Regions from separate parts of the Mus musculus genome. Here region 1 is linked to region 2. A link is a loop called in an ENCODE intact Hi-C map of the cell type or tissue named here. Cell type or tissue: left cerebral cortex. All regions are shown on one strand. Each heading gives the region's core, and the rest is flanking DNA. Links, peaks and the distances in the headings are about the cores only. Region 1 holds the start of Lhx5 (LIM homeobox protein 5). Region 2 holds the start of Tbx5 (T-box 5).

Evidence for each region. A loop is a pair of places that touch in the nucleus more often than their neighbours do. Peaks named below come from ENCODE experiments on the same cell type or tissue, not always from the same donor. Only the 100,000 strongest peaks of a DNase experiment are listed, where the experiment ranks them.
Region 1: a loop joins it to region 2, with 8 times the contacts of the local background. A loop is called at or near these places in 9 of 42 quality-filtered maps.

What each region holds. Positions count from the first base shown.
Region 1 is chr5:120,426,293-120,441,825 of GRCm38, reverse strand. Lhx5 (LIM homeobox protein 5) reads right to left here and starts at 9,940. Exons shown (of 5, transcript NM_008499.5): 1 at 9,373-9,940; 2 at 7,112-7,335; 3 at 6,198-6,475; 4 at 5,353-5,518; 5 at 369-1,868. The coding sequence starts at 9,545. The coding sequence ends at 1,501. It overlaps Gm27199 (predicted gene 27199), which reads left to right and starts at 10,059. Exons shown (of 2, transcript NR_166585.1): 1 at 10,059-10,139. Gm31976 (a long non-coding RNA gene) reads left to right here and starts at 10,146. Exons shown (of 2, transcript XR_878743.1): 1 at 10,146-10,746. In left cerebral cortex, for the core only: no CTCF peak of the experiment used is centred there; no DNase peak of the experiment used is centred there.
Region 2 is chr5:119,829,734-119,845,266 of GRCm38, reverse strand. It overlaps Tbx5 (T-box 5), which reads right to left and starts at 10,604. Exons shown (of 9, transcript NM_011537.3): 1 at 9,990-10,604; 2 at 8,207-8,391; 3 at 6,477-6,571; 4 at 4,381-4,500; 5 at 3,367-3,514; 6 at 150-302. The coding sequence starts at 8,353. Gm5563 (predicted gene 5563) reads left to right here and starts at 13,281. Exons shown (of 3, transcript NR_169213.1): 1 at 13,281-13,528. In left cerebral cortex, for the core only: no CTCF peak of the experiment used is centred there; DNase peaks (open chromatin) are centred at 6,857, 7,139, 9,430, 9,844 and 2 more places.

The DNA of each region.
Region 1 (15,533 bases), core at 4,251-9,250, 600 kb before region 2:
AAATAAAAAAAGGAACAAAACTAAAGCTAAAGCCACTAGCTTAGTTGTCCTTAACCTTCCTAAGGCTGTGACTTTTTAATACACTTCCTCACATTGTGGTGATCCCTGACCATAAAATTATTTCTGGTGCTACTTCATAACTGTAATTATGTAATTATAATGTAACTATCTGTGTTTTCTGATAGTCTCAGGTGAGCCCTGTGAAAGGTTTGTTGTCTTTTTTTTTTCTCCTGGGGGTCTCGACTCATAGTTTGAGAATTACTGCCCTAGTGGGTGGGGGAGGGGTCTTTGTAACTGTCAAGTTGTAATTTTGGGGACACCTACCCTGACTCTCAAGATACTGGATGAAAAAAAGACCACACAGAGTTGAGGGAAAAAAGAATTTTTTTATTAATCTTTCTTTTTTGTTAAAAAAAAGTTGATTTTTTTTTGTTTTTTTTTTTGTTTGTTTGTTTTTGTATTTTTTTGTGTGTGTTTTATTTTGTTGTTGTTGTTTTTTTTTGTAAACCTCTTTCTGGCTCCCCTCCCCAACTCTGCCCCACCCTCCTCTTAAAAATATAAAAATGTCCAGCCCCAGATAACTAGAGTACAATAAATAAACAGTAGACACAAAAACATACTTTATTTGTTTCTTCTTTATACAAAATAAGGAAACTAGAAGCGTCCGACTTCCAAAAAAGTATAATACTGTTCGTCCTGATGGCCCAGCCTCCAGGTCCCGGGCAGGGAGAGTGATCCGTGGGCAAATGCTCAATGACTTGGCGCCCGGCTCAGGGTCAGAGCAGGGTGGGAGGGTTCGAATCCTGCCAGGCCCCTCAGACTCAAAGTATGGAGGAGCAGGGAGTTGGGCTCAGGAAGGCCAGGCCCAGACCGCGCACCTTCCTAGACAAGCTGACATTGAGCCACCAGGGGGCGCCAACTCGCAGGTGGATTTGTCTTCCTGCAAAGCCACCATTCACCGGCGGTCCTCCTCATTTTTCTTCTCTGGCTGAGCTTTCCTCAGCTCGCTCGCGCTCTCTCTCTCTCTCTCTCTCTCTCTCTCTCTCTCTCTCTCTCTCTCTCTCTCTCTCTCTCTCTCTCTCTCTCTCTCTCTCTTTCTCTCCCCCTTTCAACCTCTCTTTCTTTCTTTCCTTCCTTCCTTCCTTCCTTCTTTCTTTCTTTTTTTAAAAGAGAAAGTGAGAAATAGGATTTCACAATGCCTCGGCTCGCAGGGAGGGGTAGTGCCATGGTCTCCGCTCCTTGGCCTCATCCCCCTCTCTTAGTTCAAGGAGGTGATGATGGGTGGGGGATCCGGAGGGCTTCTAAGATGTGCTTGGAATCTCGACCCTTCAGAATATTGACTTTGGTCCCGAGAAATTGCGCAGGCGCGTGCCAAAGCTCTGAGGGGTGGTGATGCGAGTGGCCTGGTTGGGTGCGAACCCACGAGAGGACTCTTGAGGCTTACCCAGGCGGCGTCCCGTCCCGGGCTTGGTGGCAGGGGGACAACTCAGCCCCTCGGCCTTACCATACGGCCGCTTCGTTGAGCTCAGGGTTGGGGTGCGACAGGGGTCCACTGTAGCCGCTGGTGCCGCTCATGGGGAAGGGCGGGCTGGGCCCGCCGCTGAACACCTCTCCCGGCATGGGGTGCAGCGCACCGGGCAGGCCCGGCTCGGGGCTCGGCGTGTCCGGATGCGAGATCATGTCGGTGAATCTGGGGTTGTCCGCGCCGTGAGGCCCGGCCAGCGGCGGTTCCAGCGCGCCCAGCGGCGTCGAGCCAGGTCCCGATGCTGCCAGGAAGCTGGAGTCGGCAGGGGACTGCGCCTGTGACGGCGGACCGTGCGCGAAGAAATCGTAATTGCCTCCCGGAGCGTAGTAGTCACTTTGGTAGTCTGCGGGAGGGAAAAGGGATAAGAGACCGTGTGAGGACAGACTGCCAGGGCCGATAGGGACCTAGGGGACCACGCGAAGGCGACTCGAGGATGCGAAGGCCAGGGCGCCCAGATAGGGCTGTCAGTACATATATGCTGAGGGTGTGTGAGAACATGCCACTGATTCTAGGTTAGACCGAGACATTGGGTGGCTCTGAGAGACTCAGGGAGAAAGCCTTGAGGTTGGGAAGAGGACCGAGGAGGACCATGGGTAAGGCTGGGAAGTAACAGAGAGAAATAAACGGAGAGACCGAGGGACTGAGAGAGACATAGATACTACCAGGACGCTGAGCAATGAGGGACACAGGCGAGGGAGGCGAGAAATCGCTGGCTCCCAAACACACAGAGAGGAGGAAATAGCCCTAGAGGCCAGAGGCGTAAAGTCAAGGGAGAGATGGAGAGATGAACCGGGTTGGTGGGGAGGTGATAGAAACTAGTCCCAGACGTGTCACCCTACTCTGAACAGCTAAGTACACGCAGAGGCGTAAGCGCAAGTACAGGAACAAACAAACAAACAAGCCGCGGTAAGGGTGCAAGGTGAAAGAAAGACTATGTGGGTAAAAAGACAGATGGGCACAGAGATAGAGAGACAGTAGACTGAGAGGAACAGGAATTGCCTTAGGCTGGGTGGCTTTAAGAAAGGAGCCTGGGGACCGAATGGCTGCTGCCAGCTCAAAGCACCAAAGTGGTTCAGAACGGGGTTGGGGCCCCAGCCAAAGAAGCAGGACCCGGCAGCGGCCAGAGCGCATGAAGCGGCGCTTTGGCCCAGGGCGCAAAGGGCGCAGAGCCAGGGACAGCGTCAGTGTCTTCTCTGGCATTTTTGCTAGTCTTGCCTAGAATTGAGAAAGCCAAGCTCAGTGTCTGTCACTGAGGGGCCCGAGGTCAGGGCCACTTGCGGGTTTCGTGTGTGTGTGTGTGTGTGTGTGTGTGTGTGTGTGTGTTTGTGTGTGTTTGTGTGTGTGTGTGTGGGGGGGGGCGTCTAGAGCCTCATGAGCCTTGCTAGGACACCCAGGATATTCTTGAAGTATTTGGGGACAGAGATCTTTGGAAGAGAGTTGACACAAATAAATGCACATCCTTCCCACAAATTCAGGGATGCAGGATTCATAGGTCAGGCGTTCAAACCATCACAAGAAATTGCTTTTGTGAGCACCCTCTGGCCTCCCCATTGATCACAGTTTCTTCCACCTCCAAATCGGGGCCCCTCCAAGATTAGGGTGCAGGACCCCACCAAAAGGAGCGCCTAACAGCCTGTTGAAAGAGACAACTCGCTTTGTAGAGCAGGGAAAACCGGCGACCTAGAGGTCAGGGTCTCTTCTGAAAACCCGCACCCTTTGCTCAGCCCTGGGGTCCGAGTTCACCGGCGGGTTCTGGATGTCATTGTCACCCCGCCCCTCTTTTTTCTTTTTCGGAAACCCTGAAACATATCCAAATCGGGGGTGGGGGTGGGTGGGAGGAGGGTTGTCTGGAGACCTTCCTGGAGTGGAGGTAGTTAAGGTAACAGCTAAAACGGCCGCCAGTTACTTTTTGAAAAAACTCAAATTCCATTCTGACCGAAAGCGAGGAAGGTTGAGAGAGAGACGAATTTGGGGGCCCTCAAAGGAACGGAAAGGAAGCGCGCTAAGCAGGGAAGGCCGTGGCTCTAGAGCCGTGCGCGCCGCCTCCGCCCATATGGCGGCCGGGCCGGAGGTAATTGGAACAAACGCTGTCTGAAAAGGGCACAAAAGCCGCAGCTGGGGCTTTGTCCGAGCTCCCACGGGGAGCCGCGGGCCCCGCCACCCGGCCCCTTTCTCGCCCGCTGACGGCCGCCGCCACCGGGATCTCCCAGTGCGGATTAGGCGGGGCTGCCGGGCTGGGGGTTGGGGGGCAGCGCCCCCATCCCCTTTTCAGAGAAAAAGAGGGTTCTGGTGTTCTGTCCCCCACCCTAACCCTCAGGTCTGCAGAGAGGGTAAGGTCGGCAGGATTAGATCAATGCAGGGTGGGCTGGTCTCCCTGAAACCTTGATTAACTACTCAGGTTGGGGCTGGGGGGGGTTGTTTCTAGGCTGGTACCGCCCCCACTATCTCCGGGCTTCGGGTCAATTTTTTTTTTTTTTTGGGGTGGAGAAGATAAGCTAGGTGGAAAGATTAGACACCCTAGGTCACGCCCATCGCCCCACAGTTCCGGCTCCCCAGTCCGCACCCCCCATCCCCCGGCGCGCCACCACATTAAAAATCACCGCTTCACGTTTTGCCAGTGATTTTCAGGGACCTTGGACTGGTCTACAGATGAACTTTCCAGACTTCCGCACATGGACGTCCGGCTTGGGGTTCTCTTACTCTCTCTACCCGGCTTTGCCTGGCTTCACCGCCACTCTACTTCAGCATTGTTTCTGAATCCACCTTTTAAAGAGAATTGCTTTTTTTTTTTTTTTTTTTTTTTTTTTTTTTTTTTTTTTTTGCCTCTGAAACTGGGTTTGGAGCCCCCAAGCAAGCCAAGGGCTCAGGGATGTTGGCTATAGACACTCCCGATGGATCCACAGATTGCAAAGCTCGGCGGTCCAGAGAAATGCAAATCCCCACAGAGGGCTCTGAGACCGGGAGGGTAGCCGGGCAGTTCCCTCCTTCCTCAGGGAGCTGGCCACAGCGAGGAACTAAGGAAGATGGGGTACCGGGATGGGGCACAAGTCCCAGGGAACAAGAGAAGAAAGGGACCAAGGAAGCAGGGTTGAGTCTATTAACAACTTCCTCCGTGCAAACCTGCCTGTCAATCTTCCCAGACTCAAAGATGAGTCCGGAGAATTAGCCTCTCCCCACCCACTTCTAGACCAATCCATTTGGTACCCAGGGCGTCTGTCACAGAGCAGAATTGCTGTCTTTGAAGCAAGCTGCGAGCATGCCGGCTCCCTTCTCCCCCCCTTCCCCCACTTCAAGCCGGTGGGGTTCCAGTCTTCTTCAGGTTCACCAATGCCACGGGCCGTGAACAGTGGAAATTAGGCAATGAGGCGGTGGAGAGAGACAGAGGTGCCCGGCGTTTGCTGGCCCTGCTCCCTCCCATACGACCCGGGAAGTGTGCCTCTCCTTCTGAGGGGAGTGGAAAGTACCGGTGTGTGGTTGTCTGCAATCCTACCTCAAGCTGGTTCACTTAGGTCTCATTGCAAGTGTGTGTGTGTGTGTGTGTGTGTGTGTGTGTGTGTGTGTGTGTGTGTGAGAGAGAGAGAGAGAGAGAGAGAGAGAGAGAGAGAGAGAGAGAGAGAGAGAGAGACGCGAGTCCACGGGCCCTGTGTGGGTGTGCGTACCTGTGGGTGAGTAGCCTGTGCTAATGAGTCTGTCGAGGAATGGTTTTGTGTATATCCTGCGTGGGTGGAGAAAAATCAGGGCTGCCCTATCGTGGCCCAAATACTCGAGGAAGCCTGGAAGAGCTGTGCGCCCGGGCAAGTAGCAAAGCGTCCCTACGTGGCCCTTACCTCCGTAATAAGTGTATGGGGTAGACCCCAACATCTCAGACTCGTCCAAGCGGCCGCCCAGGGGACGCATGCGCCGCGGACTCCGGAAGAAGGCGTGTCTCCGCGCGCCCAGAGCGCTCAGCTGTTTCATGCGGCGTTCTTTGGACCTTCGGTTCTGAAACCACACCTAGGGCGAAGGAAGGGGCAGTGAGACCAGGGTCAGGAATGACCCCCCCCCCCCTCTTCTCCCGCTGGGACTGGCCCTGCTGGGTCCTAGCGCCTCGGGCACACCACAACTCCCCCCCAAGCGAGGGCTGGGCCGGATTAGTCCAGGAGGGGCGGAGAGAAGCTTCAGCGAACCAGCCAAGGGTGAAGGATTTCGTGGACCCGTGGGGTGACTCATAAAGACCCCGGCTTCCTGGTCCTCGGCTTGCCCGCGGCCAGACGGCTTTATAAAGGCCTCCTGCCCTGCCAGGACCTCGCCCGCGGCTGCAGAGCCAAGCTCCAGCCGATTGTCGCTTTGCCAGCGCCAAGGCGCAAGGACATCTCCCCTTTTCTGTGCTTGGAGTGGAAGGGGTCCCGGAGGCCTGAGAGGCTTAAGCTTGTCAGGGTGGGGTGAGGAGGTGAACGGAATTCACAGAGGTCTGGTAACAGTGTTCAAAAATCACATCGCTAGGACACAGGAACTGGATAAAAATCTTTTGGTTAAAAATTCCCCGCCTCCAAAGGGTGCCCAGATGGCCCCCAACCTCGGGTGCACGACTGTCTCTACGCAACCGTTCCCCCCCATCCCCGGCCGTTCACAGACTACGCTGCCCGACGGGAGGTACGCCTGCTGGTCTGGAGGGCTGGCCCATCGGTCGTACCTGAATGACCCTCATGTTGAGGCCCGTCTCCTGTGCCAGCTGTTCGCGAATGTGGCGCGTGGGCTTGGGCGTGGCTGCGAAGGCTGCCTTGAGCGTCTCCAGCTGCTTGGCCTTGATGGTGGTGCGCGGGCCGCGCCGTTTGGTGCCGGAGTTCTGTTCCTCATTCTCGTTGTTAGCGGTTTCCTTGTCCGATGAGGTCGAATTGTCGGTCTCTTTGGGGTCGTCCTGTAACGGATCCTGGAGGTCCGGGGACAAACTGCGGTCCGTACAGGACGACACTGCGGGGTGGATGGATTGGGGACAGGACAGCTGTGTCAGCGCTATCTGTCTCCAATTCAGAAACGGTCCCTGAAGACCAGGCTCTCTGCCTTGGTCGCTGGGTTCTCTCTCAAATCAGGAGCACCCCTCCCCCCGGACTCGGCGCCCGCCCACTCTCTCCAGCCCGGGTTTGGTTTGAAAGGACCTTCTCAAGTCCGCAGCTCCCGGGGGGAATGGGGCACACCCTCTGAAGAACCTTTTCTTTGGGAGTGCAAAGCAAAGAAGGGAACAGACTGTCCCCTCTCATCCCCCACGCCCCATCTCTCTTTCCTCTAAATAGCTATGAGTGCCCCCACGCGCCCCCCCCACCCCGTCCTTCTAGAATTTGCCAGGACATCAAATGATACTGAAGGGAGATTTTTGCTGTTCTAAATTGGGTTGGTGGGGGCTCCCGAAGACGAGCCTGGCTCGGGTTTCCCCTGTAGAACTGGCTTCTGTCTCCCCATCCCTGAAGCCCCCTAACAAATGAATGCTGAGCTGAGATTAGACCAGACCAGCCCCCAGCCCAGGGCAGGCACGGGGTGGAGGTTGAGAGTGTCAGCTGGGTTTTGGCGCGGTATAGAGGGAAACTGGAGGAAGAGCAGAGGGCTGCGTACCCGAGTTGAGACTTCCTTCCTTGAGGCTAGAGGAGCTTAAGTAGTCGTCCTTGCACACAAACTTGTTCTCGTCGATCACGTAGAGCTCCTCTCCGGTGGATAGCTGCTTATTGCACACCATACAGGTGAAGCAGTTGAGGTGGAAGACTTTGCTCCGGGCCTTCCGTACCAGGTCGCTCGGAGAGATACCTTGCGCGCAGCCGGCGCACTTTGTGCCAAAGCGCCTGTGGATGGATATAAGGCGACTGTCAGTGTGAGGTGGGAAGTTGGTACTAGTGTCCAGGTCCTCTTCAGTGCTGACCTCTTCCAACCCCCTCTGGCGTCCCAGACACCCGTATTTGTCCAACGGAGCCCTAATTCTAGTCTCCCGAGTCAGGGCTGGTTTGAGGGGGAGGTGGCCCTGCTTTTAATGTGTTGATTCAGGCTATATGGGGCTGTTCTAGAAGAGCTGAGAGTTTGGCCTGGAGTGAAGACAAGGGTTTAGGGGGTCCCAAGATGCCTCCCCTGCCCTCAGGTCCCCACCAAATCTGTCTTGGTTGTTTCAGGAGCCTACAAAGGATTTTAAGCCTGTGGAGTAGATTTTCAGTATTTTTAGTTTTGCTTCCTGGATTAGGGTGTTGTGTGTGTCAGATAGGACCACCATGTCTGTCTGTCTGTCTATCTGTCTGTCTGTCTGCCTGCCTGTCTTTAGCATCAGGGTGGAAGACCTGAGCAAAAAGGCCAGGACTTTTCTCTTTCTATCCAGGAGACCTGCTAGACTCCCAGCTTTCAGGAGCTGGGGACAGAAGGCCCTCAGAAGAGTACATTCTGGAAACAGGAAGTCAGTTTCTGCACACACACACACACACACACACACACACACACACACACACACACATCCTCCTCCCCCATCTCTGGCCCCAGCAGACAGCAGAAGAATGGGAGCAGAAGCTGATCTTAAGTCCTGCCCAGCCAAGACCTGGGATCACTCCAAAGCCCTCTTTCCCTTGCCTCTGAACAAATCCTTTTTCTTTCCTGGGCTCTGGAAGAAAGTACCCCCGTGTATGCACATAATGGGTGGTGCAGAACCTAAAGGAAGGGGTACAGGTTGTGTGGAGAGGAAGAAGAGGGCTCAGAACCCTGAGGGGCCCCTTCATCCACTCACACCCATGTCTCTAAACAGAGTGAATTTGGGTGACATTGATGTAGTGAGAGCATTAGAAACCATAAGTCACTTTTGGCCTTATCCGGCAGCATAATTGGCTATATACACCTTATCAAAAATCATTAGGTGCTTTGCAAGCATGCCACATTAGGGGCACCAGGGCCTCTGGGGCTAGGGAGTTTACACGTGTAAAGGCGAGGCTGACATTTTCTCCTATTCAAATTCCCAAGTGCCCGGCCACTGGGGCAGGCGGCAGCCTTTCTCCTTTGCCGAGCTAATCACGCCCCCTCAGTGCCTGGAATTCAGACTCACAAAGCCAGTCTGGGTGCCGGGTGGAAACGGGCAGAAAGCGCAGCTACCAAAAAAAAAAAAAAAAAAAAAAAAAAAAAAAAAAAAAAAAAAAAAAAAAAACCCACGCGTTTCTAGGCTGCCCCATAGCATTTCTCATTTTGGGAAACTGAGGCCCACAGAGACACTGGGTCCTGGCCTGCCTTGAGGGGCTGTATGGACTTGGGAAGGGAGATCTCAGAACAGATCGGCTGATTTTCACCTTCTACTTCTTCAGTGCCTCTCCAACTAGGAAGAAAATTAATCGGGTGAGGGTGGTGGGGGGCCAGGGGAAGGTTCTCATCGCCCATCTCCAGGAGATCCCTTCTTAGCTAGGGTCCTTTGGAAGTGAGAAGTTCCTGTTTGTCCTCAGATTACCCTCTGGGTTTAGGATTTACTGTGTGGAACAAGAAGCTCCTAGCTGCTCTGAACTCCCGACACATCTTTGGGATCTGGACAGGGGAGTCTTGAGGCTTCTGTCCTGGGGACTCAGGTGTCGGGGGAAGGGGCCCAGAGCAAGTTGCCGAGCTTCCGGGCCTCTGCCATCTGACCGATCTCTGCTGCTGCCTGGCAGACCCAAGGTGAAGCAGCCAAACAGCCTCCTCCTTTCCCTCGACTCAACCTCAGCATCCCACAAGCAGAGGACAGGGCTTGAGGAGGGCAGACTGCCTATCTGCCCACCCCCACCTCCCAAGCTGGGGTGGGTCTCTTGGTCCCTTAATTCCCAAGGAGCCAGAGTAGAGCTCGGGCCAGCCAGTGGTAGGCAGCAGGGCGCGGCGGGGCCTCTTACCTGAAAAAGTCGTTTTTACAGTATAGCTTGCCTTCCCGTGAGAAGCACTTCTCCGAGAGGTTGGTTTTGCACTCGCAGCATTGAACACATTTGATATGCCACGCGCGGTCTAGTACGTTCAGCAGAAAGCGGTCGAGGATGGGCCGCTCACAGCCAGCACAGTGCACCATCATAGCCGCGCGCCCCGGCGGCTCGGGCCGCCTCGTCCTCCTTGGGGCCCCTGGGCCCTTAGGCCCTCTCGGTCCCCGCTGCTGTGGCTCTCAGCCTTCCTAGTCTGTAGGCGAGTCTGTAGGGGCGAGTCCGTTACGGATCAACCAAGACTTCTCGGGGTCAAGTCCTCCGACGCTCTCCGGCCTGGCGCTGCACTGCCCAGAGTGGCGTGGAGGGCGGCAGCGGTCACAGCCTCATGTCACGGGTCGCGACCGGGCGCTCGCTCCAGCTTCGAGCAGGTGTCCTCGGCGGCTGCTGGCTTCGGCACTGGCGAGCGGCTTTCCCGGTTGGCGGAGGCGCCGGCACTTTCCCCCACTTTCAAGCGGTCCCGATCCTCATCTTTGTCTGGCCGCCGCCTAATTCGCGCATCCTTATTCAGATTTGGTGACGTGGTGCGGCACGTAGGGGGCCGGGCGGCCAATGGGCGCGCCGTGGCCATAGCAACCTCTTAAATTTATAGCATATCTAAATTGGCTACAGCGTTGCGGTCAGGGCAGAGCAAAAAAAACAAGACATCAGTATTGCCGAGTATTTGCTAGTACCTGTTCCCAAGCTAAGTAAGTATTTACCTTCTAGTTTGGGTCTGGAGGGGTGGGGGCGCGATGCGAAAACCAGGGTTCTTTTTCTCTCCCATCACAAATAATTTTGGGGGGCAGGGTTCCAAGGCCTAGCCAGGGAGAAACCTCCCACCAGGTTCGCCACCCTCGCAACCTGTAGAAGTTGCCCAGGCAGGGAGTGCGCTGTGGTCCCCCTGCTTCCGAACCCGCCCAGCTCCCTCTTGCTTTAGACTGCGGCTCGCTCGGGCTCTGAGCGTAGGAGCTGGGAGACCCGGCACTTCTCCCTACGGTGGCTTCTTTTGTCACTCACGGGGCTAGGGCCCAGCAGGGCTTTTCTCACCAAGAGACTGAGGGCGGGAAGCTTGGGTACTTCTGTGCCTCCCTCCCCCACCCCTATCCAGGTTGACTCAGGGATGTCACCTCGCCTGGTCTTGGGAATCCCGAAGGTCGTTTCTAAGTGCCTAGCTCACTCGGCACTGGGGGAGGTGTGGCGAAAGGGGTGGTCTACCTCGGATGGGTGTTCCGGCAGGTTGAGAGGAGGCTGAAGCTCACTACATCTGTCTTGGCCACATCGTCCATATTCCAGGTCAGGCTGGCGGGAACCGTGGTGAGTGGGTCGCTCGATAGAGCGAGGGAAGCTGGCCACAGCCGGGCGTCATAGGCACTCCCGGGCCCCCCGAGATGCTCTAAGTCTGGCCCTCTCCTAGAGCCAAAGGCAGCTTCGCAGGTGTGTGGGTACCAGCAGGTGTACTCTGAGGAGGGGCGCGTGGGCCTGGAGGGGAGAAAAGGGATCAGGCCTTGTTTCTGCGAGGCCAACCAGGCCACCGCTTGCTTTGGACGAGGTAGGGCTGGGAGAGTGTTTTGGGATATTTCCTTGCTGCTGGGAAGAACGCTGATGGTGCGGGGCTGGGGCCTAAGGGTTGGAGCCATAGAGGAATTGTGCCAAGACTTGGCTGTGGGTGTTTGTTTGGGCGTATTTACTGAGTTTGTTAGCAAATATCCACTGCTTGAAAACTCTCTATTTATAGTGTGTTCGCGATCAAACCCTGGGACGTGGAGGGATTTTTTTTTATTTTTGTTTCTTTTTCTTTTTTCTTTCTTTTTTTGGCATGTAAAATTTCTCGTTTATAATTTCCTGTTAACATGTGCATTACCTTTCTTTCTTTCTTTCTTTCTTTCTTTCTTTCTTTCTTTCTTTCTTCCTTCCTTCCTTTCTTTCTTTCTTTCTTTCTTTCTTTCTTTCTTTCTTGTTGGTCTGTGTCTCTATGTGTCTGCTTACATGGGTCGACTGGGTGTGTGAGGAAATGCTTGTTTGTAAAGTCACTCACAAGCATGTGTTTATTCTGACATGCTGCAGGTGTATTTTAATGTCTGAGTGTGAGTGTGTGTGTGTGTGTGTAGATATGAATATTCCTACTAGAGATCCTATGTGTGACAGAACTGGGCTGTGTGATCCCTGGCACTGAATTTTGTAGATGTGTGTGTGGTGTTTGGACAGTAAATTTTTATTTACACAACTCTTGTAGAAGTGGGGGAAATGTTTGTGTATCAGTAGCAGGGATTCTCCTCATGGATTAGGGGGAAAGACTTGAAGAGTCTCATCAGCGGAGCCTTTTGGGAGACGGTTCCCCGCAACTTGGGTAGCCTCTGTATGTGGGTACATCACCTGGTCGCTCTTTTGTCAAGGAGACTGAGTACCTGCAGTGTAGTGTAGTGTAGTGTAGTGTAGTGTAGTGTAGTGTAGCAACCAGGACCAAGCAGACTGGATCACACCCGGGGCCTCCTAGGCCTGTGGAGAGAGATTCTTGAAGCCTCTAAAAGAAGCTCTGTGGCAGTGCCCAGCCTGTTTGCCTGGGGGCCTAGATGCTCCCAGAGAGCAGAGAGATGAGGAAGGGCCCAGAGAAGACAGGAGTCATGTAGGCTGCCAGCTGAGGCGAACCCACTGCCCCTCTGCCTTTGTTTCTTGGAGCCCCCCACCCAACCCCATCTTCTTGATTCTCCTGGAGTGCTTCCCTCTTTAACTCAGTGGCTTGCACCTCTTTTCCTGTTCCCCTGGCCCCAAACCTTCCTCTCCTTCTTTCTCTATTTCCCTCTCTCCCATGGTTTCTTTCTCCCTCTGCCTTTTTGCCCTATTTGGAGTCTGGCATCCATCAAAACACTTCAAAGGCCTCTTCCCATTATGCATTGCTGTTGAGATGTGTGGAGAAAAACTCACACCCTGACACTACAGTCCCTCAACCCCCCTCCTCCTCCTCTTCCTCTTCTTCCTCCTCCTCCTCCTTCTCCTCTTCCTCCTCCTCCTCTTCCTCCTCCTCCTCTTCCTCCTCCTCCTCCTCCTCCTCCTCCTCCTCCTCCTCCTCCTCCTCCTCCTCCGCATCCCTCCTCTATCCATTTGTGGCCACACACTCCCTCAAGTCACCACAATGAATAGCCAGAGTTCTGCCCATCCAGCCCCGGCTGAGTCTTTACTCTTGGACAAACCCATCAGCTGACTTCTCCTGGAATGTCAACGTGTAGTCCACGCCCCAGCAACTGAATGCCAAACCAGGGAGAGAACTGTCGTGGAGAGCAACTACCCTGGGAGTCCCCCAAGTCTGGCTGTGGGTGGGCCACCTGGGGCTGAGCCGGATGGTTGTAGCATTTGAGGGTTGGTTGGGCTTACAGAAGGCCCACAAGGGCTCAAAGGATTGGCCTACACACAGCCCTTCAGAGTCACCTGGGTGTTTCACCCATTCATGTGGTCCAGCCCCATTTACAGACACCCCCCCCACACACACACACACAAACACAAGCCAGCCTGGCAGCCACCACAGCTTCCTCCACATCACTATAGCTTTCGGAAAAATAGCAGACCAGCTATTTTATATATTATCCCGCCCCAACAGCACTGACAGATGGCCACCCGGCAGTGAAATTCCCTCCTATATGTAACTAATAAACGCTTCTGTCTTAACAGGGTGATGCGCCAAGACTCAATGTCACTTATACAGGATGTTGATGGAATTTACTATATAAAAAAAATCTCCCTTCTAGAGTAAAGAGTATCAACATTACAGCTCGACAGACGGTGCGGGGATAAATGAAACAGACAAAAGACAAACAAGATAATAATCTGTTTCCAATCACTTAAGCCCTGTAGAGTTAGTAAAATGTTGCTTGCATATTCCCCCTTGAGTTCGGTAATTAATTACTGGCGAAGAGACGCACACCTCCCGACTGGAGTGGGAGCTTCCAGGCCCGGAGAGTCTGGGCTTGGGGGGGTGTCTTTCTCGCGGTCTCCAGCTGGGGACACTGGACAGCAGTGGAGGAAGGAGGTGCCTCTTGCGCAGGCCGAGAAGAACCTTTTCCTCGTCGCACCTATACTCCTCTCCCCGTGCCTCTGAGATTCTTCAACTAACAAGAAAGGGGCCCATCTCCGATTGCCTGAGTCCTTCTAAGTCTTCTTAAGTCTCGGATCCATCAGAATGGCCTGATTTTTTTTTTTTTTTGAGAAGGGGCAGACTGGAGGCTCCAACAGCGCGCGCGCGGGGCGGGGGCGGGGGTGGGGAAGGGGAAGGGGAAATCCAGGAGCTTTGCCCCTGCCCTTTTCTCCCGGAAGCATCTCAGGTGTCGCAGCAGCCGGTCTTCTCCCGACCTTGATCATTTACCCCCCCCCCCATCACGTATCCTCATCCCCCCCCCCAACTCCCCCACCAAGAGCCAGCGAAGCTTTAACATTAAACAAACGCAGCGAGCGCCTGGGAGCTGCGCTCTCGGCCGGGTCTGCGCGGCAGCGGCGGCGGCGTTACAAATTGTAAATTTAAATTGCTCTCCGGATTCATTACTTCCCCTCTTTGATTTCAGCCAGCCGTGAAAAATTATACTGGTGTACCACTGAGAAACTGCTTTGCCGCAAAGAGCCTGCGCCTAATCACTGGCTTTCTCCCTCCGACAAGAGTGTAATTATTTTGTTTTGGGTGTAAATATAGGCGGCCCCGCGCACAGACACTCAGCATCCCGTCGCGCACGGCCCGCCGCCCAGAGGCATAGGCCCGGGGTAGGAGCGGGCGTGGAGACCAGGCCGGAGTGAAGCGCCCGCCTGGTACTTCAGGATGACCCTGTCTCTAGTCTCTGCCATAGGAACGACAAACCTTGGGTTTCCAAGCCCAGCCGGGTGCACTCCGGTGCTGTTCTGTGTGGGTCAAGGTCAGGCCGAGAAGAGTGAGTTGGGGTGCGAGTGGATGAGAATTCTTGGGCTCTAGCAGGCCCCACAGACCTGAACGGAGTTCGGAGACCAGGTCCTAGTAGGGACAGTGTTCTGGCCTAAGAGGGACACGGGTGACAGAACTGGGAAGGCTCATGTGCCCTAGCGCAACACTGTGGATGGACTACTGGGTTTCCAGAGCATCGTTATAGGGCTCTGGATCCTCCTGCACCATGAAACCTTCGGAATTAACTGCCTTTTAAACTGTGCGGGGCGGTCCTGGGACATTTCCGAACCGGCCAGGATTTCATCCTCTTTACCTTCGAGGGTTGGGAGATACACCAGTAAGACGTTTCCCGAGACAGCGGAGGAGTGTTTAGTCTGAAAAACACCTGGTCCAATATCTGAGCCTGGCAGGTCTGAGCCTCCTGCCCAGACTGCTGGGCAGCGGTTGGGGGTGGTGGTGGGGGCGATGAAGAGGGGAACGGGATGGCAGCACCCTTAGGTTACCAGATAAGAAGACAGCTAGGGTGTCAGCTGGGAAATTGGACTCTGTTTTGATAATGCTAAGTAAGCCCCGTGGCCCAGAGATCCCAAGCACGCAGGACAGAAAGTGACTCCCGCTCTTTACCTTCCCCAGAGGCCCCACCCGTAGGCCCTTGGGACCCTCGCCCCAACCCCCCAGCAGCAGGCTACAGCTTGTCCTTGGATTGCAAGACACTCGTTCCCAGAGCAGAGTTCAGGCTCCAGGAAACAGAGCCTGGCTTGATCCCTCTCAGCAAGGAGGGGACTTGGAAAATATCAGAGGAAGCCCCCCCCCCCCCGCACTCTAACTTGTAAGCCAAACAGATATTTTGCTTAGAGGGGAAAACCCCACGCTAAGGGTCGTCGTTGGAGTCCAGGTTGCTGGTTTCTGCCAGGGTTGAGTGTTGAGCATGGCTGAGAATCTTCTCTTCTCTTCTCTTCTCTTCTCTTCTCTTCTCTTCTCTTCTCTTCTCTTCTCTTCTCTTCTCTTCTCTTCTCTTCTCTTCTCTTCTCTTCTCGGGGAACAGGGCTTAATGCTACATGGTGGGGTCCAACCCCAAGTCTGGGACCCCCTCTGGTTCCATAGCTTGCAGAATCCATCCACTGGGCCCTGGGAGTGTCTTCTCTGAAGTTCAAGGAGGGCAGTTGACCTGCGATGTCTCTCCAAATGAAGAGTCCCTGGCACA
Region 2 (15,533 bases), core at 4,993-9,992:
AGGACAATAGCAGCAGAGGCTGTAGGACTGTGGACCCACCCCTCCGTCTTAAAGGGCTGCGTTCCGGTGAGGACACAGCGCATGCGTCCACATAAAGCAGCAGGCGGCCCCGCGGCGGTGCAGGCGGGTGGAGACTCTCTCAGGCTTACCTTGTGATTCTGGTACGAAGTCACAGCGATAAAAGCTGTCTCCGGGAAGACGTGGGTGCAAAACGCAGTGTTCTTTGAACCGAACCCATTATTTTCGTCTGCTTTCACGATGTGTAATCGGGGCTGGTATTTGTGCATGGAGTTCAGGATAATCTAAAAATAACAGAGAAAATGAGATTGTCAGAAGAAAAAAAATAATCAAAACTCCCTTTGTTTCCAGCTAGATCCTTGCTCCTCCCCCATCTACACTGCCAATTAGCTTTATTATATGGGCTCTCGGAAAGAAAAAAAATAGTCTTTTTTTCCCTCTTCTGTTTTGAAAAAGGGCCAGTGATTTCATCTAAAAGAAACATTTCAAAAATGACAATTTCCACATTAGAAAGTCAAGGTAATATTCCAGGAACCTACCCAAAGCACACAGGGCAGTAAATCAGAATTCTTAATAAAGTTTGCTTAATAAATTAACTCTGTGTATAAGGGCACTTCCCGCCCCCAACGGGAGCCTGGCAAGTCTAGAGGCAGGAACCAGCGGGGGGCTGGGAGAACTGACCAGCAGTGTGTGGCAGTGAGGGACAGGAAGAACCTATGTGCATATGTACAAATAGTCACAGCACATCCCTTCCTCAAACACCTTCTGAGGAAGGCCAAGAGCTGACCCTGCCAACTGAGCATAGCAGTTTTAGTTTTTTGAGGATTGGTGGCTCTTAATAGAACTCAAACCTGCGTCCTTTGTTTTGAAACACGAAAATGGAGTCGTAAGGGGGGGGGGGAAGGGGGTTAAAGTGGTATAGGAGAGTCTGGTCTGTCTTCCTAAGTCCGTGGAGTGAGGGGAGAGCCCCTCTGTGGCAGGGACAGGCTGACCTACAGGTTTTCTTTCTTTGAGTATCAATATTTGGGACTTAGGGACGGATCTCTATATCTACTGGAAAAGTGGTTTTGTTCTTCTCCCTATTTGAGCTACTCTGAGTAGGGCTTACTCCAGTTGCTGTTGGTTGTTGCTACAACATTATTATTATTATTATTATTATTATTATTATTATTATTATTATTATTGTTATTGGACTGAGGAGAGGGAGGAGGGGAGCAAGCAAAGAGGCGGGACTCCTGCATATGCATTCACAGCAATAAAACTGGGTTTGTTGTCCAGATGATGCCCATATTTTGATGTTGGGCTGGCTGTTAAAAGTCACCCAAAACTCTTTAATGCAAACTCTTTACCCATTCCCCAGTCCTGCTCTTCCTACAGGATCCGGAGCCCTAACTGCAGCAGGATTCAGCTTCCGCGATTGTTTGCATTGCTGACCCTGGTTTTCAGAATTCCTGGCTCAATCAATCCTGAAGCAAAGCCTCCAAGATGTAAGATATGACCTCTTAGTTCCTGCTTGGGGATGTCCAGCTCTAATCATACACACACACACACACACACACACACACACACACACACACACCCTCTCCACCTCCCGGGCTTATAATGACGCTGGCTGACCAGTGGTATGGCGACAGAGAGACGCACTGGGGCCCCCAGCTTGACTGCCACAGCCCCTGGGCCAGCACAGCCGTCCTCTCGTCCTCTCGGCTTAACCAAATTGCTTTGACAGCTGGGGACAGTGTGGAGACTTCAGAATGAGGGTGATCTAATGGCCCCTAATTCCATCAGGGTGACTCTAGATTCAAAGTCGGTGTAGAGTACCTCACTCTTTGTCCATGAGTTGCTGAGAGGAAACTCGGGGAGGGGGGGGGACAGCTAAGTGGCTCGTATCTGTTGATAGGGCCAAGGACCTTTCCTGGAAGTCTACCCCAGAATGACCCCAAAAAGTACTGTCCAAAACATAGAGGTGCAACTTGAAGCTGAAAGGAGACTGTGAGACAAACTCAGTTGCCAGCTGGAGATTCCATGGAGACCCCTACTAAGGATCCCTGAGGAGGGAGCCCAAGGAAGGAAGCAGGCAGGGAGTCCCCCACCCCCAGGACCTTGAACCTACTTTCTGATCAGTAACCAGAGGAATGCCCCAAGCCTTCTAACCCTGGAGCAGAAGAACCCCAGGACATTTCCGCACTGGGACCACTGAATTCAATGATCCATAAGAAGTAATCAGGATAGATAAAACTTTCTACCAACAATCCAGCCTTCTCCCCTTCCCACATGTAGAACCCCTCAGTGGACCATTCTGAGACCCTCTTCCCTCCCTAGGTCCCAGTTGGCCTGGCCTCTGTCACTATCACCTAGAAAGAGCAGAGTTCTCATTTGAACTTATTCCCAAGTCCAACCTACCTAGACCCTCATCTCCCTAAATTGGAGACTATGAGCCCTGCTGGTAAGATCCCTATCCCCAAGCAAAAGGTATGAACTTGGGCATATCTTCTAACCTCTCTCCCATCCCCCGACTCCCCTTTGCAAGAGCATCCTTGAGTATCAGATGTCCAAGGATGAGCATGGTCATCTAACAAAGGGTTTTGAATGGAGAATTCAAAAGCCCAAAGTAACCAGGAGATTTGGGGCTATTTCTCCAAAAAGCCTGTGTTTTCTTGTTCTTTGGGGGAAAGGAGAATGAGGCCAGATTGAAATGGCTACACACATCACCTGGGAGAGGGGATGCACACACTCACTGTACCCTCACACAGTTTGGGGGACTCCCTGGACCCCTCTCATAGATCCAAAGTGATGCTAGCTTTCAGGATCCTGGTCTAGGTTTGTCCTCTCTGTGCACGGAAAGGAGAAAAGAGACTGCAGAGTTGGGTAAAGTCTAAAAGCACTGAGCTTCAAGGGGGCAACGGAGCCAGAAGTCACTTGCCACCGGTAAAAGAGGAGGCATGAGACCAGGAAAGATCAGTGACAAAGAGAAGCTTTAACAGATGGAGAAGCTGGGATAGAACACAGGACAGGCAGCGGAGAGAGTGTCCTCTCAGTCTGAGAACTGTAGAGAGCAAAGAAATGTTTAGGAGCGGGGACAAGAAGGTCAGGTGCGGAGCGACAGAGAGAGGAGCGGAGGCAAAAAGATGAGATGGGATAAAGTCCCGTTTAGAGTGATGAAAGAGCTGACAACTTCAGCCTTGAGGGTGGGTCCCAATTAGCTGGGGAACAGCTTGGGGCTAAGTAATTGGCTGCCGGAGAGAGCTCCAGGGCTGTGGAGCCGCAGAAAAGGGGGCCGAAGATAGAGACCTGGGGAGAAGTAAGGGGGAGCGTGTGTCACACATTAATGGGAGACAGGGTACTTACGTGTCCAAACGGGTCCAGGTGGTTGTTGGTGAGTTTGAGCTTCTGGAAGGAGACAAGTTGTCGCATCCAGTGGGCTCCGGTTGCTGGGGAGTCCGGGTGCACGTAAAGGCGCCCCGGCATGGCAGGCTCTGCTTTGCCAGTTACGGACCTACATGAAGGAGAAAAGAGTTGCGGGGGTTTTCCACGGCCTGCCTGGAGGTAGCTGGTCAGAAGAGAGCTGCTTCCGAAGGCAAAGTTCTGGGTACATTCCGTCTCCTTCAGACATTTACAGCCCACACTATGTCCAAGAAAACCCCTGGCCTGGCCCTTTCTTCTTCCCGCCTTTCATGCCTGCCTGCTCCCCCACCCCCCAGCCTAGTGCCAGAGAGTGTGGGGCCTCAAAGTCTCGGCTGCCCGCAAATTATCGGTGGTATCTGAAAATATGCACGTGCAAAACTCTCAAATTTGCAAAACGCAAATGCTTTTTAAAAGGAGCCAGCAGCCTCTGAGCTGTGCACTGCCCACTGCCTGAGGAGCAATGGAGCCCAGGCATGAGTCTCCTCTGCCGTTTTTTTTTTTTTTTTTTTTTACCAGTAAAGCCACTGGCCAGTTTTGCAGTTTCATATAAAAAGTCATGTTCAAAGCAGGTAACTCATAAAAAAATAACTGTAAATGATTCTATGCCCCCCAGAAATATATCCAGTACTTGGTTTAAAAAAAAATACCCTTTAAAAAAAAAGAATTAAAAAAAAAAGTACAGCCCATGTGAGTATTGAAGTACACGGGGTCCTCTTACTTCCCACAGCCTCAGTTTTTAGGTCTATGAAATGGGAGCTAATGGCTGTGGTCCTTTTATTATACAACAAGATAGGCACAAAAGCCTTGAGATTTAGTTGGAAATTATTATTATTATTATTATTATTATTATTATTATTATTATTATTATTGTAGATTTTCTGTTCCGGTTGCTGTGTGTGAGCTAGGCAACACAGTTTCCTCCCAGCCCTCCCTGCCCTTTGGAACCCTGGAACCTACCATTTGTTATCAGCAAATTTATATCTGTGGTCGTCTGCGGGAACAATATCCATGAGAAGAATATACTTCGTTTTGGGATTAAGGCCAGTCACCTTCACTTTGTAACTAGGAAACATTCTCCTGAGGAAAAAGAAAGAGGGAGATGAATGGAGGAACAGGCAGAGAGAAAGAAGGGGCGAGATTCGTGCAGATACTCAGAAGAGAGGGTCCCTGATCTTCAGCCATTTTCCACTGAAAACCACTGGCCCCACTCCATCCTCCGTGAGATCCAGGCCGGGTTTCCCCTGAAGTTACCGGGAGGAGAAGAAGGCGCAGAGAGAAGGGAGGCAGCCACAGCAACTGCAGGAACCTCAGAAGAAAGTGTAGCCCAGGGATTGTTGCCTCTAGATTTTCAAGTTTAGAGAGACTCCATTTCAGCTGGATAATCTAGTATCAGGGGGAGGGGGAGGTTCATTCAATACGAAGCTAGCCACTTGTTCACTCAAGCTCGAGGTTTGCCATCCAAGGTGGCACCCTAGGGACACATCACCTTGAATACTAACTTTAGTCCTCTGCCCTCAGAGGCGCAAGTTAACCGTGGCTACCAGAACGCGGTTCCCAAGTTCTCTGGGTTAGTGACCAGCCCCGTATGGCCAACGTGCGGTCACTCATAAATGGTCTGCAACTTCTCCACGCGCTTGGCAGGTTTCCCTGGGGAGCTTAAACTCCAAGGCACTCAGGAAAGAAATTCCAACCCCTTCCACAGATCGGTTTTTAGAGCGAGCCGAAGCCGGAACTAGAAAGCTGAAGGCACACAACTAGTACAGAACTCGGCTCCCCCATACCTCGGCCCCACTAGAATATTTTTTCCTTAACGTCTGGTGAGGACTGCGCTGCAGGAAGCAAGGGATCCGGCTGGATTTGCGCACCAGGATAAGTCATTGGACTTAGGTTGGTGCAGCGTGGGAAGAGGTGAGAGAAGGCCTCTCCATCGCTGGCCGGAGCCCGGACCTCCTCGTGTTTATCTGCCCCAGCAAGAGGCACCAGAGACAGTGCAGGCCTTTTATAGTTAAATCCTCTCGGCTCCAGCGAGGACGACAAGGCAGCCGGCTGGGACTTTCCCTCCTGGGCAGGATGGGAAAGGGAACCTCAGATGTCTGATATAAACAGACCCACCGCCTTCTGGTTCACTAAGGGCCTCAGGCTGAGCGGGGGAGCCGACATTGTTTAATTTCAAGAAATAATAAACGTCACCGTTGTCAGTTTATTGAGGGCGGCTTGGGCTGGAGAACCCGCGGAATCTGGAAAAATCAACTCCACCCTTTACGCACCCGGCAGCTTGGGCCTACTGCCCTGGCCTCTGTCTCTTCCGCACCCCTGCACTGGGCAGACTGGTGGCCTCTTATATTGTGGGGACACATGTAGCTCAGGCCGCTGGGGAAATGAGGTCGTTCCCCAGGCCGGCACACACAAATGCACACCGAAGACACAGAATTTGAACTCTTCTGTCACCCTCCAACCCCAGACCTAGCCTAGCCTCTCTAGCTGAAACTCCTGCCGGCCTTGAAGAGCAGTTTGGGCCCAGCGCAATAGCTGATCGGCTGTGTTTATTCGTGTCTGTGTACAGAGCGCTGAAGAGCTACCCCACCCCACCCCCGCCACTAGCTTTCAAAGACTTTACCGGCTCTCTATAAACAATGAACGAGGTAGCGAATACATTCAACAATCCCGGGTTTGGCAATCATCGGGTGGGGACCCTGGAACTATTCCAAGGTCAGAGAAGGTGGGAATAGGGGTGGAGGCCAGGGAGCAAGTCCAAGTCTAAGGACTCAAAGTCCTTCTACAGTCTCCCCGTTCTTCACCTTTTCTCCCCGCCTCCACCTTTTTCTCTTTAATCCTCCTATAAAATCGGGAACGAACATCCTACCCGGAGGTAAGCATTGGGGGGTTAGGTCTCCATCCTGCGGAGGACTCTTTAGCCAGAATGAACCCTGATTGAATATTGGCTCTATTCTAATTTTTTTCTCCCAAGCCTCTTCCGTGTTTTTTGTTTTGTTTTGTTTTGTTTTAAATTCCCTCCAATGACTGTCCTCCTTCTGTGGCAGGAGCTGGCTCACCTCCCTGCCTTGGTGATGATCATCTCTGTGCCCACTTCGTGGAACTTCAGCCACAGTTCACGTTCATGAAGAAACACCTTGATTCCTTCCATGCCCTTGATAGACAAAGAGAAAATTTTCAGTGATGGGTCTTAGCGGGGAATCCTTTCTCAAACTCCCCCCTATATGCAGAGGCCAAGTACCTACCAAAGTCTGTGCGGTTAAAGAAAGAGCGCTCTGACTTCTGGGGAGTGATGGAAAGTCTAGGGCGACCCATGGCATCTGCCTACAGCTCCCTAGGTGAGTTGGAGCTTGCGTCCAGCAGCATCTCAGTCCTTAGTACCTGCTGTCTCTTCCACCAGATTGAGGCCTGGGAATTATTCCCCTCCACAGAGCTCCCCCCTAGAGGACCAGGCCATCTAATTTGGATCCATTTTTAGCTGAAACATGATTGGGAGGGGATCCATCTAGAAAACCCCACTAGGATATTTTTGTATTGTCACCCAGATGCAAAACACACAGCTATGCAAATACATCGCTGTCCGTCATCACTGGGTCTAAATATGAACATACAAAAATTTTCAATATTATTGTTGTTATTAATATTGGAGACAAAGTCTTGCTCTGCAGCCCAGACAGGCCTGGAATTCACTATGCAGCGCATAAAAGTGGTCTCAAACTCTTGGCAACCCTCCTGCCTCACCCTCCTAAGTGCTAAGATTCCAACACATGTGAGCCACTATGTAGAAATTTTCAATTTTAAAATCGTTTTTCTTCTCAAGGACCAAAAAAAGTAGTTTTCCCCCTCAGTGTCTATATTAACAATCTTTCCAGACTCTTGCCTTATCTAGCACCACCGCCCAGCCTTTCTTTGACTTGGGGCAACCAATTAAGCCTTTTAACATTTTCTCTTTCCACTGGAAGTTATTTCTAAAAACCAATACCAAAACAGTCAGACACTACTCTTCATTGTGAAACAATTATCAACCACCGACTAAAAAGTGAACTTGTTTTCCCTTTTCAAAATGTTATGTAAATTTCCCCAAACTATTCTTAAGCCTCTTTGCTTTTATTAAAAGCTATACACACATCAATTGGACAAGATTTCTAGATCAAACTCATCTCTCTGGTCAAGCCTTCCCAGTGACACCTAGTTTTAAACCTACTTAGCGCCCCCAAAAAACGATGGCCACTCAAATAACAGACCACAAGACCTCTCCCTCCACTCCGGACCAACTTCCAGTCAGCCGGGCTCTGGGTGCCTTGGTTCCAGCCCCTGTGTGCTCTCCTCGGCGGGTCAGGGAGCTCCTCCAGGCCCCGGAGCAAGATAAATGGTACTGTATGAGGGGCGAGGCGGGTTGCGCAGAGCAGGCGAGCCGAGGCGAAGGCTAAGAAAGATCTAAGGAGGGTCAAGTCATCGCTCATGCCGGCCTGAAGCGGCCGCTGACCCGACCCTTAATAAGGCATACCCAGGGCAGCTGGGAGAGAATTATCTGGCCCGTTGTTAGCTGACCCCAAATAGTCGGATAATTGAGAGCTCTCCAATAATGTAAATAGGTTTCTAAAATACGCAGGCCATAAAGATAAACGCCTCGATAAAGTGGATTGGGATAGAGTGGAATTGGGGGAGATTTGGTGAGACTAGCCAGGAAATAGAGGGAATAGCTGGCCCTGCCCACCCCCCTGCACCGTTAGCAGAGAGCTGGGCTCAGTCCTCGGTCTACGCCTGCCGCTGGGCCGGCTTTTCTTACCTGCTGGGTGAAGGCAGCCTGCGGGGATGATGGAGACTTGCTGGGAGCCCCCAGAGCACTCTCAGGTTTCGAATCGCAAGACCTGTCTTTGGAATCAGGCTCCAGAGGCGTGCGCGCCAGGCCAAAGCCCTCATCTGTATCGGCCATGGTGCGCAGGGGTTCCTGTGCCCGCGCGAGGTTCTATTCTGAGGACAAGAGAGGGAGTTGGAGAGTGTCTAGCGACATAGGGGACAAGCTGTTTGACCCTTCACTCCAAGCTGAAGGAGGCTTCAGAAAGTCTTTTTTTATTGTTATACTTTCCGACCACGCACCACCGCTTGCGAAAGACCCGCTTCAGACAGGGAGGAGGCGGCAAGGCCCCCCACATCTCCCCTGCACAGGCTCTGGGTGATAAGAGAGCTGTCCGTCAAATTTGTCTGAACTCCTGGAAGAGCCAATAAAGATAAGGCGTCGGTATTTTTGGAAGCCATCGGGTAGAAACCCAAAACAAAACAGAAAACAAAAACCTTGTGCCCCTTTGAGAAATGGTCTTTGTCAAATCCAAGAGACCATGCCAGCAATTTTTAAAAAATGAAACCTCCTAAGAGACGTTATTTTTCTACAATAGACAAAAGGCCCAGAATAACCCGCGTCTTGCAAAAATAAAAAACAGGGGAGAAAGAGATATACCCGGAGGATAGAGGATAATAACCCTCTCATCATCTGTTACAGGCATTAAAATGAAACAGCCTCTCCCCAAGCCTAAGCAATACCAATGGAAAATAAATAAATAAATAAATAAATAAATAAATAAATAAATAAATAAAGTAGCCAGGGAGAGCTGGAGGTAGATCCAAATCAGAGAGGGGCCTACAACTCGGTGGCTGACTCTCCACTGCCGGTGGCGGGGCTGTACCCTCACGGATCTTTTTCAGATCGGCTGGCTGCGGGAGAGTGGGGGGTGGGGGCGGTGGTGCAGGCGTTTTCGTGGAGTAATCAAGCTAAAGGGAATGTCTTTGAGCTTCAACGGGGCTGGCTAACTCAAACTGCCAGCCTGGCTCCCAGTCGGACAGCCTAAAATCAGTCCCAGATAAATTCTGGGCTGCAGACATTCAGTGGACTGCTAGGGAAGGAGGTACATTGGTAGGGCAGCCCCGAGTGTTCAACAGAAGAAGATGAAGCAAGCAGTTGAAATTCTTAGTTCAACCCCCTTCCTCAAGGGAGGATTTCTACCACTGCCTCTACCTCAAAACACCAGCAGACCTCAAGTAAGAGATGGCTTCCCACAGTTTTAGCAGCTTCTTAGGCAAAGAAGCCTGCATACCAGCCTGGTTTGAAGCGGCCTGAGACCTAAACCGCCACAGATCGTTTCTGAGGCCCAATTCTTTCTTCCTCTGGCCTTAGGAGCTTGGGGAAAACTGCCATGGGATCCCCCATGATCTTCTCATAACAAAGAAAAACAGGGCTGGAGCCCCACATACGCTCTCCCATTCGCGGCCAGCCATAGGGAGAAACCCTCCGGAACCCTTGCCAGGATCCAGGGAAGCTTAGAGGCCGGCGGAGACGAGCAAGATGTGGTTTGACAGAACCAGGCCGTGTGCCTTGCAAGCCTCAACGCTGCTCCCCGAGTCGCGGCAGCCTCCCGGCGGCTCCCTCTTGCCTTGAAAGGCTCGGGTAAAATCTCTGCAAGCCAGACTCTGCAGAATGCAAGACAGGGCTGGAGTCCGCCATTCTCTGTTTCCCCAGCCGACTGTGGCTGCCTGCTCCCGCCCAAGCCTCCCCGGCCATATGGTAGTACGGTTACCTCGCTCTGTACAGGGGGATGCATTCGCCACCGCCCCTCTTCCTCTTAGCAGGAAAGCCGGAGGCCAGGTGGGGGTGCAGGCATGGTGTCTCTGGAGTTTGTGCTGGGGATTGCTTGCCCAAGCTAGCTGCTACTGTTGCTACAAAGAAGTACCCACCACTAGAGCCTCCCAGCGACTGCCCACCTCCAGCACACACCTCCTCCACTGCTCGCTGGCTGTTCGCTAGCCCCAAATACTTTTAAGTTGTCGGGCTCCAGAACGGCTTAGAGGAACAGAAGACTAAATAGCAGATCTGGGAGCATCCCTAAACCCTACGATCTCAGTGTCCTGCTCTGCTCTTGCACCCCCAGAGAAGAAAAACTGGGAGACTTGAGAGAGACTTGGGAATCAGCCAGCTGTTTTCAGAGAGATGCTTTCAGGGGTTAAAGTTCCAGAATTTGAAGTATGACTTTCTCTCTCTCTCTCTCTCTCTCTCTCTCTCTCTCTCTCTCTCTCTCTCTGACAAACTAACTCAGCTGGGGTGCTCACAAAGTATAGAAAATGCTTCTCTAACTGGCTCCCTCTTCTCTCTCTCTCTCTCTCTCTCTCTCTCTCTCTCTCTGTGTGTGTGTGTGTGTGTGTGTGTGTGTGTGTGTGTGTGTGTGTGTGTGTCCTCTCCTCCCCTCCCTCCCTCCTCCCACCACCTTTCCCACTTTCTCACTAGATATACCCCAAACTCTTGAACCACTATAGGACCTGCTGATTCCCCACCCCCACTCCCTTTCCACTTCCCATCCTCTTTACCCTCCTTCCATCTCTGTTGACTGCTCTGAGCCAGTGGTTGCAGGGAGGAAAGAAAAAAAGAGAAGGAAGAGGAAGGAAGGAAGGAAGGAAGGAAGGAAGGAAGGAAGGAAAGAAGGAAGGCAGGCAGGCAAGCTACAGTAATCAAGGCAGAACTCTGGGAGCCCAGCAATTTCAATGGCCCAGCCCTGCAGAGAACCAAGACTGGATGCATTAGGCGTGTGCACACACCCATGGGCCTCTGCAGCCTCACCCGATTTCTGTCTCCAATGCTGACCTCAGACAGAGAGTGGTGTGACCCTGCCTGGCCCCTTGCAGAGCCAGGACTAGCTGCCTTGACATCTCTCCTCCACTTCAGACTCATTGTCCCCCACCCTACCCCACTCCAAGCTCTCTAGGACTTGGGGGAGAAGGTGCCTTAGGATGGGGGAACCAAGATCAAAGATGCCAAGAAATTGTTGTGTGTGCCCCCTCCTCAAGACACACACTGGAGTGTACACAGAGCAGTGCCCAGTTTTATTAAAATAATCAGTCACTGAGGGCTGGCTGGGGGTTTCAGCTGCCAGCACTCCTTGGCCTGCCCTTAGCCTCTCTGAAGTCTGCAGTTCAGAGGGTGAATAAAAGCAGCCCACAGCAGAGGCACTGGAAGTAGCTCTTGCTGTAAGCAGAACCAGGCCGGGACAAGCACAGAATGTTGCTTGAAACAAATGCCCCAAATCACATTCTGTTTCCCTCTTCAGCTTCCTTGTATTCTCTAAGTACAGGGAGTCTTTTCTGGGACTCTAATTAGAAACTACATCCTTAGAGCCAAGGACTGGAGAGAGAGAGAGAGAGAGAGAGAGAGAGAGAGAGAGAGAGAGAGAGAGAGAGAGAGAGAGCCCATAGGACTCCGGCAACATTGTAGCCTCTGTGGCTGCAAAATTTGCAGGCTGCCCTTGCAAAAACTTCAGTGGACTTTGCAGTTGTAAGCGTGGGGGCAGCTAGGGGCAACCCCACTCTCTAGTTTCCAGGTCTGTTTTCACACAGACCCTGGCCAAGGCCAGCTATTTATTTGTGCAAACACCTTCGTCACGCGCTTCTAAAAAGTCAGCTAGAAAGCCTTTGGGGTTGAACAGAGAGGCAACCTCAACCTTGGGTGCAGGACTGAAAGCTGAAAGCCGGTTGAGAGCCTGCATCTCTGGTTGAAGCATAGGGGAAATCCAGACAGACCTCGCCAATCCCTTTTACATTCACAGAGATTTGAGGATAAAATTAATCCCCATAAATAATCAGCAGGCCCTTCCCGAGAGGGAAAAGCTGGCCTTCCCCAAGCAACAACCCAGCCAGAAACACTTCCTTCCTTGGGCTTAGATGGTGCACGAAGCCAGCCACCACTCAATGTTGTTTTCTGTATTTTGCTTACAAACTGGCACACGAGATCCAGTCTTCCAGGTGATAGAAGATAAAAATCCAGTCAGGAAGGGGTTCAGCCAGGCTTAGGTAGGGTGGGAAGCAGAGGCTCTGGGGAAAATTAAGGCCGCCCTGAAGATAGATATCTGTCCCTCCCTTTAGTTTTCCCCCAACAAGACTCACCTCCAATAACCTCACTCTTTCTTCAGCCAAAAAGCCAAAAGGGTTTGCTCACTGAGGCGAGGTAGCTCACAATGAGTTTTGAAAAGACATCACCTCCCCCCCCCCCGCAAAGACACCCCCCCTTTAAAACGAAGACTTCTTCCAGGGTCTGTCAAGAAAAGCAAGTACCTCCCAGCTCGCCGTTGGTTTGTGGTCTCCGACAAATTAAATATTACTGTTTATTGCCAGGCATACCCCAATAAAATAAAGAGGCAACCAGGCGATAGCGACTATCTCACCAGCCGCTGGTCCTATTGGGCGTGGAGACGTCACAAGTCACGCAACCAGCCCGCGCCTTGTCACGCTGGACTGGGGGGCAGTGGCGGGCAGTGGCGGGAGGCTGGGTTCTCTCCCCATCTTCGTTTATCAAGGTCTACTGGAAGACACAACTCCAGCATGCCTGGACCTTGGGGGAAATAAAGAAATAAATAAACCCAGAGCCCCCTGGAGTAGAGAGTGTGAACAGGAGACACAAATAGAAGCAAAATCGATTCTCTTAGAGAGATCAAGAGAAGTGAGGACCGAGACCACTTTAGCTCCCATTTGTAAGGAAACCAAGGTTTCCTAAGGTTCGTTGCAAAAGGTAAAGGCTTCTTACTTACACAGTTTTATTTTTCTGTCGAGGAGGCCCTTTTAGCTGGTTACATTTGGGGTGCCATATCTCATGCCCAGTGCTGAAATAAGTACTGGTTGCTATCTTAGTGGATATTAGATATCTTAGATGTCTGCCAAGGTTCCTTGTAGAGAGAAAGGCCATTCGGTCTGCCGCTCCTTCAGTGAGATCCGGGGATGCAATGGGTCCCAGAGTGGCCAGACGGGGGCGGGGTGCGAGTGTGTGGTGGGGCGGGGTGGGAGAAGGGGTAGAGACGGGTGCACTGTGCAGAGGGAATTTTTTTTTCAGCGCCGGATCCTGCAGAGGGGCGAGGCGCTCTATTTTGTTTTGTGGAAATCGGCAATTATTTCTAGTTGGATCAATGGGCATAATTTCTGAGAGGTCGGGTGGGTCTGCGTAAGCTTCTACGCGCATTTGGAAACCCATTGGGTTTTGAGTTACGAAACCGCACAGACTTTCTCCCACCCCAGCGGCTCCGGGCAATAAGCTAGGCCTGCCCTACACGGAGCAAGCGAGCGTCAGGCCTTCCCGAGGGTAAGTTTCTCCTCCCGCCGCCCCCACCCCAACCCCCGCGTTGCGGGCCCCAGGAGAGCCAGACATTCCATCTGAACTTGTCCTGGGGTTTTGCGATCCCTGAAACTTTAGGATTCCCAGAAGCATGACCCGGTTCTGGTCGCAGTCCACCGAGGATTGGAGCGGCAGTGACACGGGCGGCCCTGCAGCGGTAGAGCCAAGGTCAGGCCCCAAGGGACAGCGGGGCAGCAGCCTGCAGCACAGATGCAGGACACCAGCGTGCATCCCTGTTCTCTTCCCCAAGAGTCCAGGCTGCCCGGCCTGGTGCTCCAGCTTTGCTTTCGTTTCCCAGGCGAACGAGCCCCAAATTCACGTTTTCACCCAAGAATGCAATCCAGAATCCTTGTCCCCGTATTCGAGTAGGGTGACCAGGAGAACCGAGGTGGGGGCAGGAAACCCAGACCGAGGGTGCCCCGCGAGTGGGCCGAGTTCCTTTCACTTTCCCCCATTGCTCCGCAATTTCGGGTGCAACTACCTGGGCCAAGCCCAGCTTCAGAGACTGGCCCCGTGCTCTGGAGAAAGCAACCACCACGGGAAGAGACTGCAGCCTCAGCGTCTCCTTGTCCGCTTCACCCTCATCCTCTGTGCGGGAGAGGGCAGCAACATACACGCCTGGCACCTTCCTTCTTTCCAAGAGTTGCGCTTTCCTAACCCTGCTCCCCGCTGGTTTTTCTCATACTTCCTTGCCCCCTTTTGCAAAATTTCCGCCTTGATCTTAAATACCTCGAAAGATAGGAAGACCCGGAATTCTATTAAAACAAAACAAAACGTAATGAGCCATTGCTGTTATTTGTATTATTACTATTGCTATTATTAGTATTCGTATTATTGCTATTCCTTACATTTCCCCCTTTAATTTTAGAGTAAAGCAAAGAGAACACGCGGGAACACAGACTTAGTTCAGTATCCCTCCCCAATGGCCCTGTCCCTGCCTCCTTTGGGTCTCCTCTGGGGTCAGAAAGTAGAGAGGAGAGCACACAGGCCTGGGAAAACTAATAAGAATTCTAATGACAATAGAAATGACGAGAAAACTAAACTTTGGCCAACTTAGATTGCAGAAGGAAGACTCCTTGGGAGGGTGGGAAGGTTTTTTTGTTTTCTTGGTTTTTTTTTTCCTCAGGAGGTCACTTTCCCTCTTGCCCAGTGAAATCTGACTTTATTATGTGGGTTTTTTTTTCCAGGATTTCAGGAAGGTTCTTTCCAATGTTTTATTCAGCTTCCAGCCTCTCAGCTTTGGGCCTTCAGGGAAAGTGTTGACTAGGTTCGCAATTATTCAATATTCAATATACCCTTCTAATATCCCTCTGGTTATGATTATTGCTCTTGACCGAGTGGGTGGACAGGTTGTTTTGTATTTCAAATCAAGGAGATAAGACATGGATATGTTTCTGTAGACAACAAGCTGTTCGAGGAGTCCTCACTCCCTCAAAGTAGCAGTTAGGTGACTGTAGAACTCGGTGGTAAAGGACATGCTGTCCAAATCCCGCCCCCCCCCCCAATTTCGGTGGTCATCAGTCCCAAAGGGTGAGGGTCTGAAGTGAAATGGCATGGAGCCTCCTCGGGCTGCAGGGTCTGCACTGAACCAGGGGAATTTGAATCCTATCTGCAATCCCAAAGTCGATGAAAGTTCTGTGGATGTAGATGTTGCTTCTACACCATCAGTGGCCTCAAAATGTGTGTATGTGGTGACCTTATTGGCAGAGACCTAGGCTAATAACTCTAGGGCTGGGGTCCCCCTTGAACGTAAAGGGACCTATCTGGATCCCCCCATACCCTGACAGAAGGGTGCTAAGGAAACCTGGGAGTGCACTATTCTCTGGGGCTCTGGAAAAGACAAATTTTCTTTGGCAGAAGGAATGGTGTCGCGCTGTCGACACGAAAGACTATTTTTCTTGTTCCCTTTGGGGGGGGAGAAAGAAAGCAAGAAAGAAAGGAAAATTAAATCCACACGTGTGTGCTGGGCTTG